2 separate regions of the Homo sapiens genome follow, and region 1 is linked to region 2. A link is an interaction called in ENCODE POLR2A ChIA-PET data of the cell type or tissue named here. Cell type or tissue: B cell. All regions are shown on one strand. Links, peaks and the distances in the headings refer to the core of each region. The heading gives the core; the rest is flanking DNA.

Region 1 (4,394 bases), core at 138-4,137, 110 kb before region 2:
AGAGACGGGGTTTCACCATGTTGGCCAGGCTGATCTCAATCTCCTGACCGCAAGTGATTCGCCCACCTCGGCCTCCCAGAGTGCTGGAATTACACATGTGAGCCGCCGCTTTTTGTTGTTAAACCTGTATTATATCATCCTGTTCTTCTTAATGTATTATTTGGAATAGTTCTCAACCTATTTACTTTTTGAAATATGGCTACTTACAGATGGATCCTAAACCCTTCAAGGGCAAGGATTAAGGTTTCCAGGAAATGCGTAACCTTTATCAAAGCACCACAGTGTGTTTGGATATAGAAGATCCTTGGTAACTGTCCATTACTTAAAACTGTTAGCTGGTTAGCCTTGAATTATAAAAGCTATCAGTCTAATCAGCCTTATAGATCTGTGATATGAGAAAGAACTACTCATATTTCTGGAGTATGTAAGAAATTTCAACATCAGAATTTTAAAGCTTTAGAGAAACTGAAGGAGACATTTCACAGATGAGAAAACTAAAACACCAAGAAGTACTTGCTTGAGTGCATCAGCTCCTTTGCAATGCCCTTCTGGATCCTTTGCCATGGAACTGACCACTCAATCTCTACTCTCAGCCCCCCATATGCCTATTTAAACTTGTCACAGTTCCTGTGACATTTTATTATACCTTGCTTGGCTGCATAAATAGGGATTTTGTCTTCTTTGTCTTTGTAGCCCAAATTCCCAAGACAGTTCCTGGAACTGTCAGGCACTTAATGAGGGAATGAATGGATGAGTTGGTGGCAGAGTGTGGCTGGAGTAAGTACAAATAGAACAAAATACGATAACAATAATATAGTCATGTTTCTCAAGTGGCTCGTGTGTATTAGGTACCATGGACATGGCTTATATTTATTTTGAATTTAATGGTCACAATAGCTCTGTGAAGTAGATATAGCTATTCTTGTTTTATAGGGGAGGAAACTGAGGCATTGAGAAGTGAAGTAATTTCCTACAGTTTCACAGCTATAAAAAGGCAGGGCTGTCCCCTGAACCTAGGCATACGATTATGGGGACTGTCTGGGAACTACTGCTTGAGTCATGAGAATGTAGCGTTGGCCTTGCTGAGAAATTCAAATGCTGTTCCTGTCCTTTCTACTCTTCTTTTAATTGGTTTTCAAGGGTGATTACATGTGTGGGGTGGCCATGAGTATTTCTCCTCCATGTGGAGATACTGATACTAGAAGAGTTCAAGTGAATTGATAACATAGGTGAAGCCACTAAAAAATGCTTTGGCCAAGTCACTGAATTTGTGTGATCCCAATCATTTGTGATAAGGTCATAATACTTACATTTAAGGTATGCACAATGTCTGCTATGTGGCTGTGAATGAATGATTTTGCGGTTTCATCATAAGGTAAAGCTTGGCTGAGAGAAGACAGATCTCCTAGGAATTTCAGCTTTTCAAGTTCACCCTGAATTTGTGGGAAAATGATAAAAATACAATTATATGTCATAATCTTATTTGAATAACTGTGGAGAGTTTTTGAAAAGTTTCTTGGAATGCTTTAAATATCTGACATCTCTTTCAACCCAATATCAGTCTTTTATTACAAAGAATGAGTAAATTACGGAAGATTTCAGTGAAATTCCTTGTCCGCTGGCCCTGCCTTGCTTTGAGACCTCGGCTCTCCTCTCAGCTCCATGTTCCATCCTGGCTTTCCCCACTCTTAGTCTTTGCTTTTCTACCTGCCTGTCCTGTGTAGTGTTGCCTGATTAAGCTTCCTAGGCTGGGCATGGTGGCTCATGCCTGTAATCCCAGCACTTTAGGAGGCCGAGGTGGACAGATCACCTGAGGTCAGGAGTTCCAGACCAGCATGGCCAACATGGTGAAACCCTGTCTCTACTAAAAATACAAAAAAGTAGCCAGGCGTGGTGGCGCGTGCCTGTGCCTGTAGTCCCAGCTACTTGGGAGGCTGAGGCACGAGAATCACTTGAACCTGGGAAGCGGAGGTTGCAGTGAGCTGAGATGGTGCCGCTGCACTCCAGCCTGGGTGACAGAGTGAGATCCCATCTCAAAAAAAAAAAAGCTTCCTAAAGGTGACCTCTCTGATTCTGTTACTTCTAGTTCTTTCAATGTCATTAAAAATTCATTATTTTGCTTTTAAAATTTCCTATTAAAATCCAAGTTCTGATTGGAAGAATAAAATCTCTCAGTACTAACATTCTCTTTTTCTTTTTTATTTTATTATTACTATTATTATTATTATTTTTTTGACATGGAGTCTCGCTCTGTCACCCAGGCTGGAGTGCAGTGGCACGATCTCAGCTCACTGCAACCTCAACCTCCTGGGCTCAAGCAATCCTCCCGCCTCAGCCTCCCAACTAGCTGGGACCACAGGCACGCACCACCACGTCCAGCTAATTATTTGTATTATGTTGCCCAGGCTGGTCTCAAACTCCTGAGCTCAAGTGATCCACCTGCCTTGGCTTCCCAAAGTGCTGGGATGACGGGATGACAGGTGAGAACCACCATGCCTGGCCTCTCTTTTTCTTTTTCTTTTTTTTTTTTTTTTTTTGAGATGGAGTCTCGCTCTGTCACCCAGGCTGGACTGCAGTGGTACACCTGGGTTCAAGTGATTCTCCTGCCACAGCCTCCCAAGTAGCTGGGACTACAGGCATGCACCACCACACCAAGCTAATTTTTGTATTTTTAGTAGAGATGGGGTTTTATCATCTTGGCCAGGCTGGTCTCGAACTCCTGACCTCAGATGATCTGCCTGCCTTGGCCTCCCAAAATGCTGGGATTACAGGCGTGAGCCACTGCACCCGGCCTCTTTTCTAATTATACATACATACATATATATATAAAATTCCTATTTATCATAGAACCTTTTTTTTTTTTTTAAGACAGGGTCTTGCTCTGTCATCCAGGCTGGAGTGCAGTGGCGTGATCACCACTCACTGCAGTCTACATCTCCTGGGCTCATGGGATCCTTGTACTTCAGCCTCCTGAGTAGTTGGGACTATAGGTGTGCTTGAACCTGGGAGACGGAGGTTGCAATGAGCCAAAATCGCGCCACTGAACTATAGCTTGGGTGACAGAGCAAGACTCTGTCTCAAAAAAGAAAAAAAAAATCTCTATATATCTTAAGACTTGGAGAATGCGTTTGCTCCTGAAGCAGGGTCCAGTGTCCTTTCTTTTTTTTCTTTTGAGACAGAGTCTCACCCTGTTGCCCAGGCTGGAGTGCAATGGCATGATCTTGGCTCACTGCAACCTCCGCCTCCCAGGTTCAAGCTATTCTCCTGTCTCAGCCTCCCAAGTAGCTGGGATTACAGGCACCTGCCACCATGCCCGGCTAATTTTTTGTATCTTTAGTAGAGATGGGGGTTTCACCATGTTAGCCAGGCTGGTGTTGAACTCCTGACCTCGTGATCTGCCCACCTTGGCCTACCAAAGTGCTGGGATTACAGGTGTGAGCCACTGCGCCTGGCTGGTCCAGTGTCCTTTCTAAGTGTATCTACAAACCACATGAATAAATTGCTATCACAGCACTTGCGATACTCTGACATAATGACCTTCTTATTAATCTATTTCCCTGACTGACTGTGGAATCAGCTCAAGGCAGGTAATGGGCTTTTTTGTTTCAATTCATGGCAGCAATCCAAGCCCTTCATTAACTACAAAGAAATCGAAAGAAAACCATGCTGATATGAAGTATAAGGATTAGCTGAAGTCAAAAGTGAAGGCCAACATGTTGGCTTTAAATGTTTTATTTTTATTTTTCATTGGTATTCTACATAAAGAAAATGTACAGTTTGGTGGATTTTCACAAACCAAAAAACACCCTGTAGCCAGCAACAGATTATTACTAGCATTCCTGAAGTTTCCCTCATCCTCCTTCCAGTGGAGGCTCTGTGTGGTTTTGTGTGTATGTGTATGTGTGTGTTTTGTGTGTGTTTTGGTAAATTGACAAATTATGGTTGTATATATTTATGCGGTACAAAGTGACAACATGATTTTTAAAAATGTATCATACAGTAAAACTGATTTCGGCAGGAAGCATGTGGTTCCATGTGTTATAACACACACATACACATGTGTAACCATCACCACAATCAGGATACGAACAGTTCCACCATCCCCTAAATTTCTCTCCTGCTATCCCTTTTTAGTCACATCCTCTCCCCACCCTAATGCCTAGGAATCACTAATCTGTTCTGCATCACCATGTTTTGTCTTTTCAAGAATGTCACACAACTGGAATCATACAGTCTGTAACCTTTTCTGATTGGTTTCTTTCACTCAACACAATGCCTCTGCGATTCATCTTTGCTGTTGTATCGATAGTTCCCTCCTTTAATTGCTGAATAGTATTATATTTTTTGAGACAGGGTCTCGGTCTGTTTGTGGCCCAGTTTGTTTATCTGTGAAT
Region 2 (4,394 bases), core at 291-4,290:
AGTTTTGAACCTAAGTCTCTTTGGCTCCAGTGCCCATACTCTCTTGGCTGAGTCTCCCAAAGGCAAATCCTGTCCCCAGACACAAAATAAACAGATTCAAAGATTGGGGGTGAATGGGTGGAGGTGAGGAAGATGCAGCAAAAAGAACTTGCAGGAGGCCAGGCGCGGTGGCTCACGCCTGCAATCCCAGCACTTTGGGAGGCTGAGACAGGTGGATCTCCTGAGGTCAGGAGTTTGAGACCAGCCTGGCCAAAGTAGTGAAACCCCATCTCTACTAAAAATACAAAAATTACCCGGGTGTGGTGGCAGGCACCTATAATCCCAGGTACTCGGGAGGCTGAGGCCGGAGAATCACCTGAATCCGGGAGGCAGGTTGCAGTGAGCTGAGATCATGTCATTGCACTCCAGCCTGGGGGACAGAGCGATACTCCATCTAAAAAAACAAAAAAAGAATAACTTGCAGGACAGAGGCAGGGGAGACCAGCATATTAAGTGAGCCTATTTTTCATTCCTTCTCCCACTAGAATATATTGAAGAAAACCACAGACTTCATATTATTTCATCGATAAATATTTCAGTATGTATCTCAGAAAGATAAGGCTCTTTTTTAGACATAGTCACAATCCCATTATCACACTTTAAAAAAAAAATCTAACAATAATTCCTATTAAGGAAACCTATCGAGGACAATCTGACAAGACCTCAGAATGGAAGTGGGCTTGTATATCTTGAGCCAGCACTGTCACAAAGCCATGATAAGGAATTTAAATTTTCCCAAGATAATTACAGCCAAGGCGAACAGGGGGTTGGAAATGCAGGAGATTTGAGAAGCTTGTCTGGCTCTGGAAAGGAAATGTTATAAAGGAAGAAAAAAAAGACTGGAAAGGTTTACAGAGTACAAAAGACAAGACTCTTCTTTCTTTCTGACTTCCCCTTTCCTCATGCGAGGGTCTTTAGTCATAAATGAGAAATAGGAACCCGGGCTAGAGTGAAACCAAATGGATAAAAATAACACAACAAATACAGTATTGCTAAATGCAATGAGATAGAGGCATGGGGTTTATTTCCCACAAGGCTGTGCAAACTGCTCACTTCTTAGATAAAGGCTCTTCAGTTGCTGCTATTCAGAATCCCAGCTTCCTGAGAGGTCATGTCCATTGATTATTAACTGGTTATTGTGGACACTGACCTTCTACTAGGCATCAAGAAATCAGATTTCTAGACCAGGTGCAGTGGCTTACATCTGTAATCCCAGCACTTTGGGGGGCCGACGCAGGTGGATCACTTGAGGTCAGAAGTTTGAGACTCAGACTGGTGAAACCCCGTCTCTACTAAAAATACAAAAATTAGCCGGTGGCTCATGCCTTTAATCCCAGCACTTTGGGAGGCCGAGGCAGGCGGATCACCTGAGGTCAAGAGTTTGAGACCAGCCTGGCCAACATGGCGAAACCCCGTATCTACTACAAGTACAAAAATTAGCAGGGCGTGGTGGCGTGCGCCTGTAATCCCAGCTACTCAGGAGGCTGAGGCAGGAGAATAGCTTGAACCTGGGAGGTGGAGGCTGCAGTAAGCCGAGATCGTGCCACTGTACTCCAGCCTGGGTGACAAGAGCAAGACTCCATTTCAAAAGAAAAAAAAAATAAATTAGCCAGGTGTGGTCTCTACTAAAAATACAAAAATTAGCCAGGCATGTTGGCAAGCACTGTAATCCCAGCTACTTGGGGGACCAAGGCACGAGAATTGCTTGAGCCGTGGAGGTGGAGTTTGCATTGAGCTGAGATCGTGCCACTGCACTCCAGCCTGGGCAACAAAGTGAGACTTTTTCTTAAAAAAAAAAATATATATATTGGTCCAGCTCCTCCATGAAATTGCTCTGTGACCTTGGGCAAATTCCTTGACTTACCTGAGCTGTCTGTAAAGTGAGGGTATTAGACCATAAGACCTCATCATTTCCTTTAAGAGTCGAGTTCTCTGATTCAGTGAATACCTAGTGAAACAGTGCTTACTTCCTGGGGTTTAGAAAGCGTTACTAGGATTTGGCTCAATGTTACACTGCATCTGCAAAATGCTTGGATAGGCCGGGAGCGGTGGCTCGTGCCCTGCAATCCCAGCACTTTGGGAGGCCGAGGCGGGTGGATCACTTGAGATCAGGAGTTCAAGACCAACCTGGCCAACATGGCAAAACCTCGTCTCTACTAAAAATACAAAAATTAGCAGGGTGTGGTGGCGCGTGCCTGTAATCCCAGCTACTAGGGAGGCTGAGGCAGGAGAATCGCTTGAACCCAGGAGGCAGAGGTTGCAGTGAGCCGAGATCACACCACTACACTCCAGCCTGGGCAACAGGTGAGACTCTGTCTTAAAACAAACAAACAAAAAAAAGAATACTTGGCTAACCTCGGTGAAGGATGCCATGTGTTGATGATGCAGGTTCATGCTACAAAATCACCCAGCGTTGCTCTTGGCTGACGCCCCAGAGGAAATCTGAAACGCAGCACTACGTGAGCTCTCTGGAAATGGATGGTAGACGGAGAGCACGTGGAAACTGCACAGAGCCGTCCACAGATGGAGCCAGCTGCCTGAGGCTCAGGAAGCAAATTGAAGAAATAAGTTGAAACAACAGCCCAATGTGTTTTTTTTTGTTGTTTTGTTTCATTTTAATGGCAGGTAAAGGGGTTGACGGATGGGGACCAGGGATGTGGGGCTGAGATGGAGCTAAAGGGGAGGGGGCTGTGAAAGCCGGCAGGTCCAGTTGCCATATGTTGCTGGGATTCTGGGACCTTGACCTGGGGAACTGCATTTGAGCAGAGTCTGAAGAACTTGAGATTGGAGGGGAGCCAGAGGAAGTTGCAGAAGAACTTGAACCCGAAAGGGCAGAGGAAAAACAAAACAGACCCCATCCTGGGCCAGAAGAGAAGCCCTTTCCTGACACCTTGCCCTCTGTCCGGCTCATCATCACGTGAGGAAGGAGGGGCTGTGTGGCTCTTGGCTCCAGCTGCTCTGATTTCTTTTTTCAGTTCCTCCAAGGTGCTCTGTTCTTTCTTGCTGCATGGCCTCTGCTGTGTCCTCTCCCTGGAAGGCAGCTCTTTCCCCCGATCAACTTCCACTCAGACCTTAGCTTAAATGTGTTGCCTCCAGGAAGCCCTCCTTGGCCTTCTGATAAGACAAACCACTCCATTTTAAGTTCTTACGTCATTAGTCACTTTTAAAAAATAGTGCTCCTCACTGTTATCATTCTTAATGTATTTATGTGATTTTATCATTCTTTAATGTATTTAATGAATTTATGTGTATTATGTGATTTACATGTTTCTAAAAAAATGTCTAATTTTGAAACAACATTGAGCTTTTAGAAAAGTTGCAAGAATAATACAAAAACCTCTATAGGCCAGGTGCGGTGGCTCACGCCTGTAATCCCAGCACTTTGGGAAGCCCGGGTGGGTGGATCGCTTGAGCCCAGGAGTTCAAGACCAGCCTGGGCAACATAGCGAGACCTCATCTTTACAAAAAACAAAGCAAGCAAATTAGCTGGCTGTGATGGCACGAGCCTGTAGTCCCAGCTACTTGATGGTTAAGGTGGGAGGACTGCTTGACCTAGGAGTTCAAGGCTGCAGTGAGCTATGACTGCCGCAGCATTCCAGCCTGCACAACACAGCGAGACCCTGGTTCTAAAAAAATAATATTTCAAAAATTAAATAATTTAAATTAAATGAATTTTATTTATTTATTTATGGAGATACAGTCTCACTCCGACACCCAGGCTGGGGTGCAGTGGCACAATCTCGGCTTTGCAGCCTCAACTTCCAGGGTTCAGGTGCTTCTCCCACCTCAGTCTCCTGAGTGGCTGGAACTCCAGGCATGCACCACCATACCCGGTTAATTTTATATATATATATATATTTTTTTTTTTTTGAGATGGAGTCTCGCTCTGTTGCCCAGGCTGGAGTGCAGTGGCGTGATCTCGGCTGACTGCAAGCTCTGCCTCCCGTGTTCACTCCATTCTCCTGCCTCAGCCTCCTGAGTAGCTGGGACTACAAGCATCCGCCACCATGCCCGGCTAATTTTTTGTATTTTTAGTAGAGACGGGGTTTCACCGTTTTAGCCAGGATGGTCTCAATCTCCTGACCTCGTGATCCTCCCGCTTCGGCCTCCCAAAGTGCTGGGATTACAGACATGAGCCACCGCGCCTAGCAATTTTTTGCATATTTTTTGTAGAGAAGGAGTTTCACCATGTGGCCCAAGCTAGTCTCGAACTTCTGGGCTCCAGCAATCCACCTGCCTTGGCTTCCCAAAGTGCTGGGATTACAGGTGTGAGCAATCGTGCCTGGCTTAAATTATCTTTAACTTAATTAAATTAAATTTTATTTAATTTTTAAAATTAAATAAAAATAAAAAGA

Evidence for each region. Peaks named below come from ENCODE experiments on the same cell type or tissue, not always from the same donor. Only the 100,000 strongest peaks of a DNase experiment are listed, where the experiment ranks them.
Region 1: POLR2A ChIA-PET joins it to region 2 with 5 read pairs; 9 of 35 experiments call an interaction of 5 or more read pairs at or near these places.

The regions. Positions count from the first base shown.
Region 1 is chr20:37,166,811-37,171,204 of GRCh38, forward strand. It overlaps MROH8 (maestro heat like repeat family member 8), which reads right to left. Exons shown (of 25, transcript NM_152503.8): 5 at 1,311-1,433. Among named protein-coding and RNA genes, the nearest start is that of RPN2, 10 kb to the right of the region's middle. In B cell, for the core only: no CTCF peak of the experiment used is centred there; no DNase peak of the experiment used is centred there.
Region 2 is chr20:37,274,255-37,278,648 of GRCh38, forward strand. No RefSeq gene overlaps it. Among named protein-coding and RNA genes, the nearest start is that of MANBAL, 13 kb to the right of the region's middle. RefSeq lists a silencer at 3,110-3,159. In B cell, for the core only: no CTCF peak of the experiment used is centred there; DNase peaks (open chromatin) are centred at 987, 2,557 and 2,937; H3K4me3 peaks cover 677 bases; H3K27ac peaks cover 2,977 bases.